3 separate regions of the Homo sapiens genome follow, and regions 1 and 2 are each linked to region 3. Evidence: chromatin contacts called from ENCODE Hi-C or POLR2A ChIA-PET data. All regions are on one chromosome and are shown on one strand. The core of a region is the stretch at or near the end of the contact, and the rest is flanking DNA. Distances in the headings are between cores, read along the strand shown.

Region 1 (4,442 bases), core at 1,355-3,854, 1.0 Mb after region 3:
AGATTTAGACATATTCAAGTTTTCTAAGCCTCAAATTAGCCCTTGTAAGAGCTTATCTTCTTTCCCCCCAATTGACTTTAATCAAGTGCCTCAGAAGCTGGGAAATATTTTAAGTTAATCAGGCCCTTAATGCGGTGCCTGGGGAATGCCGCCGAGCTGCCTGCTCCTGCTCCTCCCTTCACTATCCTTTTCCCATCTCTTCCTCTCTTCCCTTTTCCCCCCACTGCATTTGTGAAATGCTTGGCAAACGTGTCTCACCAGTGAAAGGGAGACCGAAAGAGAGAATGCGACAGTGAACACGACACATTACAGCAACATCATAAAATGGTTTTCCTGACATTCGTAGGCAAATGCTGGCTACAGTAATGAGCAGCCTTTGTGAAAATGTTTCTATCCGAAATGTTTTAATAAGTGCTTAAAGTGCACGGAACACATGGCAGATTCCTGCCCAACAAGAACTCACAGCACAGTGACCTCATTTCTGACTCCCAACTACAAGCCAAGGTCTGACGAGATGGCAAATACTTGAATACTGATAATCATAATCATGAAGATTTATCGACCACTTACTATGTGCTCGCTGCTGTGTTCTACATATGCAGACTCATTGGCTTTCCACAAAGTAAAAGTCCTTTAAGAGCAATACAATTACTATTTCTGTCTTATAGGTGATGAAACTGCAGCCTAAAGAGGCTAAGTAATTCATTCCAAGAGCGTTCTACTGAGAACTTGCGAGCACCCAGAAATTCCAAGCTGGATGTATTCCGTACCCCGAGTCTACGTAGCGAGATCTGATAACCCCACAAAACAAGGGGCGAGGCTGCAGGACTCCAGAAAGGGCAGGCTGAGGTCAAACACACATCTGTATCTCACATCAGGCTGCCCAGAGGCACACCTTGAGATGAGAATTTGTGTGCAGGAGATTTATTTAAGGAAGAAGGAACAGAAATGAGAGAGTGAGAGAAGAAGGAAAAACAGGGAAAGGGAAGAAACCAAGCAAGGGTGGGATTTTAGGCAAAGTCCCAACCTCAGCCTGATCCCCTGGGGGACCCTGGAGCATAGATTACACCTCAGTGTTTGTCCTACCTCCAGCAAGGGAGCAGCCTTCTGTTTTCCAGCACCAGTTACTCATTGGCTGCAGGCTGCCCGGGAGGCAACAGGATTCCAGGCCCTTTCAGCTCTCTGTGCTCTTAGGTGAAGTGGATCCACAGGTTCAAGCAGTCAACGGTGAAGCAGATGTTACTGCATGCACAGATGGGCCAGAGGGATCTGAGGGGATCTGAGCAGAGCCTTGTTGGTGTCCCCTGCAATCTATTTAAATCCTGAGGTGTTTATCTAGCTGTGTGGCGTTGGGCGAGTTTCTTAACCTCTCTGAGTCTCAGGATCTGCACCTGTGAAATAGGAATAATGATTCCTATTCCTTTCAGAGTTAGCATGAGAATTCAATTAGATAAAATGAGGATGTGTGATTTAAAATTGGCATCAATACTCCATGATGCAGCATTGCCCAAATGGCCATAAAATTCCCCAAAAAGATAGAGGAAAAGACCAAAAAAATGATTATAATTTTTTATAATCAGCCCCCATCCTTCCCCATCAATGAGGAGGCCATTTTGAACTATCCCTTTGAGCTACGACCATACACGCAGAATTAGGTCTTCCCCTTAAAACCCAACCACTTTGGGCCCGAGAAAAAGCTCCCCGATAACAGTTGGGAGCCGCCCCATGCAAAGTCAGCTCCCCACACTGCACATCAAGTGCCTGGGCCTGCATCTCTATTTTGCTACTACCCAGAGGATGGAGCTTATAAAATTTCAAAGAAAGGGCCCATGTGAAAGGGGGAGAGAAGAGACGTAGGTCCAGGGTTGGTGTCTGCCAGAGTTCTCTCTAATCTAGCCCCACTGTTTTAGTTCTTTAATTAAGTGCCTCTGCTCACATTCCCCACTCACCTTCCCTAGAAACCCAACTATATTGAGCAGATATGTAAAAGCCGACAATTAAATTGTCTTATCAAATTTTCGCAGCTTATTAAGTTGTTCAATTGCATGGGAAATGATTAGTGTCTGTAAATAGAGAAAGAAAGCATCAGCCCAGGAGGCTGCAGACTGGGGCTGGAGGATCTAAAGGTAATCTCCTAGAAGGGGTGGGGGTGTGGGCTGGCCTCACTGAATTCTCGGCAGTGTCCCCCTTCTAGTCCTCAGAAAGCCCAACAGGCTTTTCATTGAACATCCAGGTAGGAAGGAGTGGCAGAGATTAACTGACTTCTCTGACGTCCCAGAGAGATCCCTGGACCTGGAGACAGGAGGCAGAATTTTCAAGTCTAAACTCCATCATTTACCAGGTGCGGGAACTCAGGAAAGCCACTGACACACCCTCAGTCTGTTTGCTTATTCCATTTGGCCAGGACTGGGGCAGAGACCTCATTCCTGGTGATGCCTGGTGCTCACTCAGTGCCTTACTGAGGGTGGCCTGGTACTCAGGAAGAAGCCTCTTGTGTAGCTGCATGTAAACAGCTTCCACCAGTGTGCTTTACAGATCAGACCCCAAGCAAGCCTCCTTCCTTCCTGTCCAGGAGGGCCTCTCATTAACAAATTCTAGAGTCTAAGCTTAAAGTCAGTGCCTGACCATCAGGAAGGCTGAAGCCCTCGTGCCCCAGCAGCATTCCTGTGGTCGCTGGTGGAATTGTTTATTCCATTTTGGATATGAAAAGAGAAAGCTTTATGTGCCTCATTTTCCAGGAATGTCTCATTTAGATTAGCTGTTTGTTGTTGGTCCAGCCACCTCCACCCCACCCCCCAAAAAACTACAAATTACATAGATATGTGAATAAAACAGCCAAAATTTGACCGTTGGCATGGATGCTGAGCACCATCACTCACTTTGCTTAAGGATAGGGTATCTTTTAAAATCTCGTATTGGCTTCAGCTCAGTTCCCTGAAAATATAGAGGAGCTACAGAACCCCCTAGGGCTCTAGGAGTGGGACTAAGCAGGAAACTGGGGAAAGGACTTTGAAGGGATCCCTTTTTTTCTCTTGGATCAAGACATCCATGTTGGATAAAATCTGAAATAAAAAAAAATAAAAATAAAATAAAATAAAAAAAACAGAGAGTTTAGAAGTAGCCTGGGCCCAGCCAGGCAGAGAGGCTGTGGCCAGGGCTGGACTACTGAACACGTGGTCTGATGGCTTAAGACAGGAGCAAAGCAGAAACTCCCAGAACAAATTTGCCATGCACAGTGCAAATGAGTAGAGAGTTGGGGTCGGCCTCTGTCCAACCTACATCCACATCCCTTGAAGCAGCACCTATCCCATGACTCATCAACAATTATCCCATGATTCATCAACTGTTGAAGGGGTCACGGTGCATCAGCCCCAAGAAGAACTATAACAACATACAGTTTTGCACAGATTTCTTCATAACTTTAGGGCACTGTCACATTCACCTGCCTGGTGACCCTCTTAATGTCCCTGAAAGGGGCAGGGCAGCTCTCACCACCCCTATTTGTTCTCATTGGAAACTTCCAAGCTTAGAACTTCAACCATTGCATAATCCATTGCGTAGAGTTGAAGTCAGGTTTACTTGACTTGTTCAAGTTTGCAAAACAACCTCTAAGTAGCCTGGGAGTAGAACTCAAGGTTTCTAACTGAATACACTCTTTCATACCATTTCAAAACACTTTGGGAAAAGACCCATAATAAAGTCACAGGCCACCAAAAATCCATTATGCCCCAGTCGGAAACTCAAGACCCTGGGCACAGGCATCCCAGAGAAAAGTGAAGAGAGGATGTTTTCCTTTCTTCTTGAGGTCAGCTGCTGAGTTCTTCCTGTACATAAAGACTCCTTTTCTCAGTTTTTCACGACATGAAGCACTGTTGCTTATATTCTGGCAACGCTTTAAATGCTTTGCTCACAACTCCTTCCCTCCTTCTCCACTCATTTCCCTTTTATGAACATGCTATCCTTATCCAGAATGACAGGTGCTGTGGGGAGAAAAGCACAAGAAAATCTAACTTTCTTATAAACATACAAAAATTTGCAATGTGAGAATTCTCTTTTTTGATGGATTAGTCATGCATATTCTACACAATGAGTCAGCTAAGTTAGAAACATTAATGGATTCAATGGAACCTGGGACATCTTTTATTATTAATACCAGGACCCACCCTGGTGTGGATGGGTCACCAAAGAAGCATCGTCTTATTCACTAAATGGGACACAGAGTTGAATTTTGGACCTGGGGAGGTTTGCTTAGCTGTGGAACAGTAGGGCACAGAGGGAAGAGAACCCATCAGATACAGATAGGGTGCAAATGTCAAGTTCAGTGCTAACAGGGACCCTCGAATTTTATGAAGCAGACCTCTTTGTCCTCGGTCATTCCAAGATAATAAGCCAGGAGCCTCCAGGAGGTCATGGATGAAGCAGAAAGAAAACTGAGCAGAGAA
Region 2 (4,769 bases), core at 2,139-4,638, 1.1 Mb after region 3:
TGAGATTACAGGCGTGAACCACCATATCCGGCCTTAAATAACACAGATTTTTTAATAAAAAGTTTTTTCAGGAGACATCACTAACGTATGTATTTCTTTGTCAAATACGTGTTCTCTATTCCTAGCATAGATTTACATACATTAAATATATACAAAAATAGAAGAAGTCAATATAAACTAAATATCAACTGAAGTTCTAATGTTTTCTTGCAGGAAGAGGGAAATATGGATAAGTTGGAAGGATGGGGAGAGCCAGTTGTTGGCCATGGAAATCATGATTGCCTCATGGCTGGGAGCAGCTAGAACTGCTTTCTTTCACCAAAGAGGAAACAGAGGCGTGGAGGGGTTAGAGGTTGTCTCAAGATCATGCAGAACTCACCTCTCCCTGCCCAGTTCCCTTGCACTGTATGAAGTGGAATTGGTGTTGATGTCACAGCCTTAGGGAGCCACAGTGGGAGTTTGAGTGACGGCAGGGTGAGACACAACCTGCTTCTGAATGTTTAGCCCAGTAACTTACACAGGCATGGAGTTTCATCCCAGCCAAAGTGCTGGCTCACGTCGTCCTAGCTAAAGCCCATGTGTGGAGGTTCCGGTTCCCAGAAGTTTCCAAAGCGGAGGATGTAATTACAATGTTTTAAAGCAAACAAACACACACCCAAGTGGGAGGACTGCATATTTATTTGACTAATTAGAGGGAATTCACTGAGAGGATGTACAATAACATCAGCCTCTCTTTTTTTTTTCTTTTTGGTAATACTAATTGACATTTTCTTTTGACATTTTATTAGTAGCTCATCTTTATTTTTATTGTGCTCTCAATAAAGTACCAAGGCAAAGCATCGTACTCTCTGGCAATAAATGAGTGTGAATCATGCATCACGTAAATAGCAGTGTCTCGGGAAGCCGGAGGGGCAGAGCGCCAGTTATCAGCCTGATGCCGGGAGGGGAGGGGAAACCCACCCACGGGCATTTATCAGGCACAGACTGAGGCTTTCCAATTTGTTGCCTGGCTGCTGAGAGCACTGGCTGTGCTCAACCCAGTTCCCAAAGAGGCTGCTCTCAGCACTCCTGGGCCTAAGCTGATATTGCATCCTGATGACCAAGAAAAACACACATGTCAGTAGACATCCCAGCCCCTTCTGCCGCCTCCACGCGTCTGCTGTTCATCCCAAGAAAGAGGCAAGAAACTGTTGTCTCAGTCAGGACATTTAATACATGTTTTCTGAGAATCCAAACCTGTCCGGGCTCAGCACAACGTCGCTAAAAGAGCAACTTAGAGTCCCACAGATCTGGATTCAACTTCAGCTCTCTTAGCCTCCATTTTCCATTTGTAAAATGGAAATTAAATACCTACCTCATGGAGTTGTACTGATAATTTAATTAGAAAATTACACAAAGCTGCCGGGCGTGGTGGCTAACACCTGTAATCCCAGCATTTTGGGAGGCCAAGGTGGGCAGATCACTTGAGGTCAGGTATTCAAGACCAGCCTGGCAACATAGTTGAAAACTCATTTCTGCGAAAAAAAAAAAAAAAAAGAAAAGAAAAAAGAAAAATTTGCCCGACATGGTGGCACACACCTGTAATCCCAGCTACTAGGGAGGCTGACATAGGAGAATCTCTTGAACCCAGGATTGCAGTGAGCCAAGATCACGCCACTACACTCCAGCCTGAGCAACAGAGAGAGACTCCATCTCAAAAAAAGGAAAATTACTTAAAGCACCTAACGCAATGTCTTATGCAGGCATGTGTCGCAGTAAGATTTATTGTGGAAAACACAATTAGTCAAGGGACTTAAAACTAGGACATAGTAGTAAAGGAGTGTGAAGAGTTTCACCCCAAAATACTGCTCCCTGGGATAATGCGTGTTTTGTACTGAAGGTCCTTAGAAGGCCTTCAGATGCTAGAACAGACTTTTGCTAAAAGAGACAGATGCTAGAAGAGACTTTTCCTGATCTGCATAAAGACAGGATGGACCCACGAAGGACAGCAATTGTTTTTCCTCCCCAACCTTCCTGTCTCTAAATTCTCTACCTCTCCCACAGCACAGGCTGAAGCTCCCTTATTTGCCCAAAGAAGAAAACAATTACCTCTGATCCCTTCCCTGAAATTTCACTAACTGAACCCATATCACAGGAAGGAAAACCAAAGACTGTCTACACACCTACTAGACAGACTTTGGTCACAAACCATTGTTTGCTCTGCGGACCCAACCGATTTTGTCGCAGGCTATTGTATGTTCTTCAAGCCCACTGAATTCTCAGAAAAATCACTTACTATCCCCCTAAAATCACCCACACTTCCCCATCTCCCTTTCCCCTAAGAAAGCAGGGTATATAAGCATCTGTATCCCACTGATCAATCACTGGGATTCTCACTGTGTGCACAGTAGTCATAAATTTGTTTGCCTTTTCTCTTAGTAATCTGCCTTTTTGTGAGTTGATTTTTCAGCAAATCTTCTGAGGGCAAAGCCGGAAAGCCTTCCCTTTGCACCCACAGTAGATACATAATAAATGCCCCTAATAGACACCATAATAAAAACTCTTTTTCTTCCTTAAAGGTACCCACCTTTCTTGGTGGTGGAGAGAGAGGAAGTCCGAAACACAAATCACTGCAGTATATGACTGACTCCAACAGGTTAGGCAAGTCGGGAGCCACAGAAGGTCTTTGAGCAGCAGAGAGGGATGGCAAGAGCTGCACCACAGGCAGAGAAGCAATACCACCTGTAGCACTGAGCACTTGAAATGTGGCTAGTCCACACTGAAACATGCTGTAGGTATAAAATGCACACTGGATGTCCAAGATTGAGTGCCATAAAAAGAATATAAAATACTCATTAATAGCTTTACAGGCCAGGCACAGTGGTTCATGCCTGTAATCCCAGCACTTTGGAAGGCCAAGGCAGGAGGATTACTTGAGGCCAGGAGTTTGAGACCAGCCTGGGCAACACAGTGAGACTCTGTCTCCACAAAAAATAAAAAAAATTAAAAATTAGCCAGGTATGGTGGCTTGAGCCTGTAGTCCCAGCTATTCAGGAGGCTGAGGTGGGAGGATCGCTTGAGCCCGGGAGTTGGAGGCTGCAGTGAGCTGAGATCACGCCACTGCCCTCCAGCCTGGGTGACAGAGCAAGATCCCATCTCAAAAAAAAAAAAAATAGTTTTTATACTGATTACATGTTGAAATGATACTATTTTGAATATATTACATGAAATGAAATATATTTTTAAATGAATTCTACCAGTTTCCTTCTCTTTTTTAATGTGGCTGCTAAAAAATTCAAAATTATATACATGGCTCACATTATGTTTCCATTGGACAGCACTGGCCCTGGAATGTTTGCCGGATGTATCAGAGCACGGCTGGGGGCAGCAACAACATCTGGGCCATTTCATTCCAGCCAGACTGCTGATGTCCCCTTAGCCCCACCCTGCCTCTCCCACTGCACTGCTAGTTCACTGAGTAATTAACATGCCTTGAAGCAAAAAGCCCCGGCTCCTGAATGTGCTTGACAATGCTCAGAGAGTTTTACAAAGTTGTGTCAACAGGAAACATCCAGACAGTGTTCTCAAACACCCCATGTTATCCAGAGGAGGGATCCAGCGCCAAAGTGCCTGGCTCTTAGCCCCGTGATCTCGTGGCCACAGCTCCGTCCCAGCAGCAGCTATTTCACAAGGTAAATTAAAAAGCAACCAGCATTTTCCTCTCCAACTGGCACCAAATGGATTGTTTTTCTGTAACTATTTCCCTGGTGGAGAGCTCCCTAAAGCCTGCAGGATCTATCCCAACGGACTGCATGCCTGATGCTTCCAGGGATGGAGAATGCACAAAGCAGATATTGTTCCCCTGCACTTGGCTTTGGTCTGCATGCCCCAGGCTCAGACTTGAAATTCAAACCAACAATGCCGCTGACCTTCTGGGTGGGGACCTTGAAACTATGCCTCTCCTTTTCTCTGTCAGCAAAATGGCAATGCTGGGTTGCACGGTCTGGAATATTCTGGGAGAAGGCATGCTACCAGGGCAGTTAAGTGGATGTGTTCTGCAGTCAGAAGGGCCAGGGTTCAAGTCCCGGTTCTGCCACCAACAGGCCAGGCGGCCTGGGGCAAATTACTTTGCCTGTGTGAGCCTGTTTTTTCATTTGTAAAATGGGAATGCAGAGAGGGATGATCTCATGGATTGCTGGGTGGTAGGATTAGATAATGGGGGAAAGATATGTAGTGAGATATTTGGCACCTAGGAAGCACCAAATAAAGTCATCCAATAAATAAAGACTTCACAGTTTGTTTTGGAAGCATTTGTCCAAGCCTCAGAAGGCCTTGGTCCATGCTGGGGTCTCATATCTCTTCCAGCTGCTGCTAAGCAACTCGGGATGCTCAGATTCTGATGCTGCTTCCAGATCCAGAGGATCTGCACCCAGCAAAGGCAGGGACAGGGAGGGGCGAGGGAGAGGGCTCTCTCTGGGGATGCTTTCAAACTAGAAGGAAGCAAAGCTGCGACTGGCGGGTTGGGAGGGGGTCACAAATCTAGACAGGAACAATGCTGTCATTTCGTTTTAGAAATTCCTTAATCTTACTATTTTTTATTTACATTTCAGTAGTCACATTTTGAACATTCAATGTCTTCGGGCAGAAACAAAAATTTCTCAGAACTGTCAGTGACTGGGTGGCCCTATGGCCTCTTAGCTAAATTTGTGTTTGTTTTTTGGTGGTGGTGGTGGTTTTTTTGTGTGTGTTTGTTTTTTAACAGAGTTTCACTCTGTTGCCCAGGCTGGAGA
Region 3 (4,733 bases), core at 1,182-3,681:
GCCTGCCTTCATTCCCCCTTTCCCAGGGGTGAGGAGGGTGGTTTATTCTTTCAAACAATGTCATAAAATGCCCAGTTTATGCAGACTCTGAAGTAACAACTAAAATGATAGTAATAATTTTTATTAATAATAGTGCATGCCTGCAAGACATTTTAATGTCTTAATTTACAATGTTTCAAAAGTAAGATGTAAAGATAATCCTTACTCAAGCAAAGTTTCCTGGCCTTTCAGATGCCTTTCCCTGGTCTCTACTGAAAAGCACTCACATTCCTTTTGTACTAGGCTGGATTTCAGTTTTTCACAGAGGTTCGAATTCCAGAGCCCACTGGCCAACTCTAAAACTTGGAATCAGAGATTACATTTAAGGAACTTCAGTAGCTGGAGCCTCAGAGTGCTTCTCGTATTGGCCACAACTCTGTCCCTTTGTTTTGTAACTTTTTTTCCTTTGTCCTATTGGAAGAAGACCAGGCTCCCTGCAGCTAGGGTTGGGCAGTTAATATTTCTGTTCTGGTGTCTGCACCTACGTATTTGTAGGAAAAACAATTCCAGGATTAACGAAAAGAAGGTCAGTCCCTTCTCTTCTCTGCCAACATATTAGGCTCTAGCGCTCAGAGCCCAGCCTGGCAAATGTGCTCATGCGATGCTACAGGATCCTCGCTCCTGAGAACACATCTGCATCCCCATCCCCAGGAAATCCAGACACCCCGCAAAACCATCGACGTCTGCTGCAAGCCCAAGTGATGAGGAAATTGATCCGTCCTCTAGCCAGATTAATTATGGTAGCCTCCCTGTGATTAAAACGAAAACTTACTGCCTCATATTAAACCGATAGCCATGATTAGAAGAAGAAAATAAGAAAAGATTTCAGAGCGATCGTAGCACGATTTCTTTAGGGGGAGACGAAGGGGGAAGACTTTAGTGAAATCTATACCCTCATACAGCCGGGTTTCAAGAACAACCCCCCACTCCCATCCCTTAGGGATAACCCGTCGTCAGGCAGGGATGGTATTAAATAATTAAAAGATGCGATTTCTTAATAGCAGTGTGATGGCCCATGAAATTCCTACTGCATTATCAGCAAAAGCAACAGGGCTTCTTCTAGCACCTAGAAAACCTTTCACCCGGGAGAGGCAGGCGCGGCGAGCCCCGGGCGAAAGCAGGGCCTCGGCAAAAAAACGGACAAGGAAGCCGGACCCGCAAGCCTCCCCCGACCCCACTTTCTCTGGGGACTCCGCTTCACAGCGTGAGGCGGGCCCTCCTACAGTTCCTCTGGGTTGGGGAGGGGGGAGAAGGGAGCTCTCCTCGCCGTCCTCCCCATCTGGCCAGCTTCTCAGTGCTTCCCACCTCCCGGCTCGCGTTCCGGGGCAGAGCGCAGGGAGGGAGGCCGTGCGTGCCGGGAGCTAGAGAGGCTTGGCGCGCTCCGAGAAGCGGCGCAGGTTTCGGGAAGGTGTGGTTCTCAAAGTTAACGTTGACCCTGGCAGCTTTCGCCAATCCCAAGCCAGAGGCGAGCCCGAGTCTGGGCCGCTCATGGACCTACTCCTGCGCTGGTGGGAGCTTACAAACGGGCGCCAGAGCTCCCGCAGAGACTCGGGCTGGAGGGCTGTAGCGCACCGCAGCCTGCTGCCCCAGAACCACAGTCGGCGGCCCCAAACCCACGCTATTAAAGTGCGGGCAATCTCCTTCCGGAGCTGGGGTCTTTCCGTTTTCCCGGGCTTACCCGGCAGTCTCGACTGCAGGGACTAAGCCCCGGGGAGCTTTCGGCAGGGATCCGGGAGGATGGAGTAAGAACCCCGCAGAGCGCGGTCATGTCGCCGCTTTGGGGAAGCGGCGCAGGGCTGGCGGGCACCGCGCCGTGGGCGACTTTCCCCAGAGATATGACCGGGGACAGTCGGCGTGTCCGGAGGTCTGCTCTGCAGTCTCTTGCCCCAGCCAGGTACAAACCCCCTCTGCTGTGGCCTCGGCGCAGACCCCACAGGAGGCCGGAGCCAGGGAGAGTCGTGGAGCGCACATCTGAAGCCTCCGTCCCCTGCTTTGCCCGCGCCCACAGCTGGCTCCCTTCTCCCTTTCTGATTTTTAAACAAATCTCTCCCTCCCTTTTGCTTTGCGTTAGTGAAGCCTTCTCGACTCAGATACCACCGTCCCCCTCACCACCCCGCCCCGCCAAGACATTCTCTTCCTGAGAAAATCCTGCCCCCCATTCCAAGAAGCCCCAACCAGGCGAGAGGAAGGGACTGGCGGCGCACCTCACCTGGGGCCCTTGAGGGTGGACGCAACCTCCGAGCCGCCAGTCCCTGGCGCAGGGCAAGCGCTGCGGTGTCAGTCCCGGCCCCAGTCCCGGTCCCATTCACAAGTCAGCGGCGGCTGCGAGCGGCCCCCGCGGCATCTGCTCCTCGGCCCGCGACGCTCCCCTCAGCTGGCGGCGGCCGCGGAATGAGCCGCCGAGCGCGCTAGTGGCAGGAATGAGAAACCGGGGGGAGGTGGCGGGCGGGCAGGCGGGTGCGGGGCGGGGGGGGCGGGAGGAGGGAGGCTGCCGCTGTGAGGGAAGGAAAGGGCGGGGGCTGAGAGAAGCCGAGGCTGCGAGAGGCAGCGAGATGGGCCTCGCAGAGGCTGCGGGGGCCGACCCCGTCCGCGCCCCTCCCCCCAGGGGCCCAGAGATGCTAACCCCTGGATTCGTGGCCGCCCCTCCCGCCCCGTGGCGCGGCGCTCCGACTCCCTCAGGGCTCAGATGGAGTCTGGAGCGACTGAAGTTGGGCTCCAGGGACGCACAGCCAATCAGGGAGGGCGGCGGAGGGAAGCTGGAGAGGGGTTGGGAGCCCCCATTTTCCTCCTTCCCCCAAATCCGCTCCAGCTGGCCAGGCTGGGCTCTCGCCTGGCGGGCCGGGATGGTGGTTGGGGGAAGGTATCGTCCAAGTGAGGGAAGCAATTGGGAATTCGGGAGCGCGTTCTATTCTTTCTCACTCCACCACCCCACCTTCCAAAAATCCCTCAACGTTGGCGGCTCCTGCCCAGCCCCCACCCCTCTCAATCTCCCATCCCTTGCAAACTCTTCTGGTGGCTCTGGTGGTGAAGTCGGGCGGGGAGGGAGACTTAGGACTTGGGAAGAGCCCAGTCTCCGTTCTCTCTCAGCTCTCCTCTCGTCTAGTGCCCCCCACGCAACGCCTCGGAGAGGGGTGCGCGGGGAGCGCTTCGCCGGGGTCGGCCTCGCTCCAGCTTTTGGGAGGGTGCCTTGGCCCCTACCCCAGCCAGGTATCAGTGGCCCCCGCCGGTAGTGTCACTTGTTGCCACTCCCTCGCTACAGACCCGCCAGGGCCCGGTGGAGTGTGCGTTTCTACGGGAGAAAGGGCCTAATGGGGCGCAGCGCCGGAGTCCTAGCTCCTTCCTCCGCTGTTCCCCTCACTGACGACTCGCTACCGTGAGGGTTCCCCGGGCCTGCTTCCTGCCCTCCCTCCCCGAGTCGCCGGGAGAAAGGGCTGGCAGGGCCGGGGCTTAGGAATCACGCCAAGGACTGGGCGGGGCGCTCGCGGTACCGGGAACGGCGTGGGGATCCGCACACCCAGCAGGGAACAACCATGCCTGTGTGGGGACCCCTGGCTTGAACAAGTTTGCAGGGTGGGAGGTGGAGGCAAGAGAGGAGGCGGAGGAAGGTGGAGACGCCAGTGGGTGAAGGCTAAAAAGGAACCGCCTAGGGGGACGGGGATGAGGCTGGGAAAGGAGAAGAGATGGACCCGCGAAAAAGACGGGGAAGGAGGCTGCGGAGGGAAAGCTGGGCGCCACAGCCAAGCAGTTTGAAAGGGCTAGAGGGGAGGAGACGGGCCCAGGAGTTAACGGAAAAAGAGGCCGAAAACGGAAGAGAAAGCTTGGGATCCTGAGCGCATGGGGAAGGAACCCCAGTGCGGGGCTAAGGCAAGAGCGGCCGAGCCCTGCCCTCCAGCTCCTGGTCACCAGCCCGCGGGTCCCGAGCGCCCGCAGCCGCCCGGGTTTCCACACGGCTTGGGGAGACGCCCGCGGGGGCGGGTGCCGGCGAGGCTGCCCCGGGACCTACCCTCTTCGGCCTGCGCGCCCGCGTTTTTCTTGACGACTCCAGGATCCGGGTGGCGCTGCGTGCCTGCCCCCAGTCCGCGTCCTGCGCGGAGAGGATGCCTCTGTCACCCTCTGTGTGGACGTGGCCTTTGAACTCCTCATTCCTCCACTGCGGGGGAAGAGCTGTAAGTTTCCAGCTGCCCGGTTATCTTACTCCTCAGCCTTCCCCCCACCATAGGTGTCCAAGGTGATAGCCCCCTGGGTCTCCAGTAACCCCCCAACCTCGCACCACACTCTGCGCAAGGGACGCGCGAGGACATTGACTCCCGGTGCTTTCCTGTAGAGCGCCAGAGAGCAGATCGTGGTGCCTGCCACTCCTGCCTCCCCCTGTGGGTCCCTGGCCCTGAACCTTTTCAGAGCTCTACCCTGCTTCCTCTGTCTGCCTTTTTGGCCTCTGCTGTAACCCCTAAAACTTTGGGTACTTCCCAAGCCACCGCCGAAAGTCCCCACTCTAATGAGGCATGGTGATGGTAATAGGATGATCTGGTGGCGTCATTTCAGCTTATAAATGAAGTTACTTACACAGGAGAGGATGGACAAGGGGTCCGGCTTTCCCTCAGAGGTACTCGAGTTTTGCTCTTGTTTGGCTACAAACTATTGCCTGGATTTTCTCAACCCTTCCACGTGGTCCTAGAGGGAGTGTGAAGTCACGA

The links. Hi-C counts contacts between places; a loop is a spot of excess contacts on that map. ChIA-PET counts read pairs that join two places held with the same protein, here RNA polymerase II (POLR2A). Pooled maps may share reads with other maps.
Region 1: a loop to region 3 is called in a map of IMR-90, with 7 times the contacts of the local background. The contact joins the enhancer-like site here to the promoter of CDH11 in region 3. A Hi-C loop is called at or near these places in 1 of 168 maps with a recorded cell type or tissue (IMR-90) and 3 of 50 pooled maps. POLR2A ChIA-PET finds 5 or more read pairs at or near these places in 2 of 52 experiments (AG04450 and HEK293).
Region 2: a loop to region 3 is called in a map of cardiac septum, with 2.7 times the contacts of the local background. The contact joins the enhancer-like site here to the promoter of CDH11 in region 3. A Hi-C loop is called at or near these places in 8 of 168 maps with a recorded cell type or tissue (IMR-90, cardiac septum, gastrocnemius medialis and 4 more), 1 of 37 single-sample maps with no recorded cell type and 11 of 50 pooled maps. POLR2A ChIA-PET finds 5 or more read pairs at or near these places in 2 of 52 experiments (AG04450 and BJ).

What each region holds. Positions count from the first base shown.
Region 1 is chr16:66,128,052-66,132,493 of GRCh38, forward strand. No RefSeq gene overlaps it. Among named protein-coding and RNA genes, the nearest start is that of CDH5, 240 kb to the right of the region's middle. Within about 2 kb of position 2,605, at least 2 of the 41 ENCODE cell types and tissues checked have a DNase peak (open chromatin) inside an H3K27ac peak, as active enhancers do; they include IMR-90, where a contact is called at or near this core.
Region 2 is chr16:66,247,368-66,252,136 of GRCh38, forward strand. The region is part of intron 1 of LOC105371317 (a long non-coding RNA gene); the gene reads right to left. Among named protein-coding and RNA genes, the nearest start is that of CDH5, 120 kb to the right of the region's middle. Within about 2 kb of position 3,389, at least 12 of the 41 ENCODE cell types and tissues checked have a DNase peak (open chromatin) inside an H3K27ac peak, as active enhancers do; they include IMR-90, gastrocnemius medialis, heart left ventricle and 2 more, where a contact is called at or near this core.
Region 3 is chr16:65,119,632-65,124,364 of GRCh38, forward strand. CDH11 (cadherin 11) reads right to left here and starts at 2,432. Exons shown (of 13, transcript NM_001797.4): 1 at 2,249-2,432.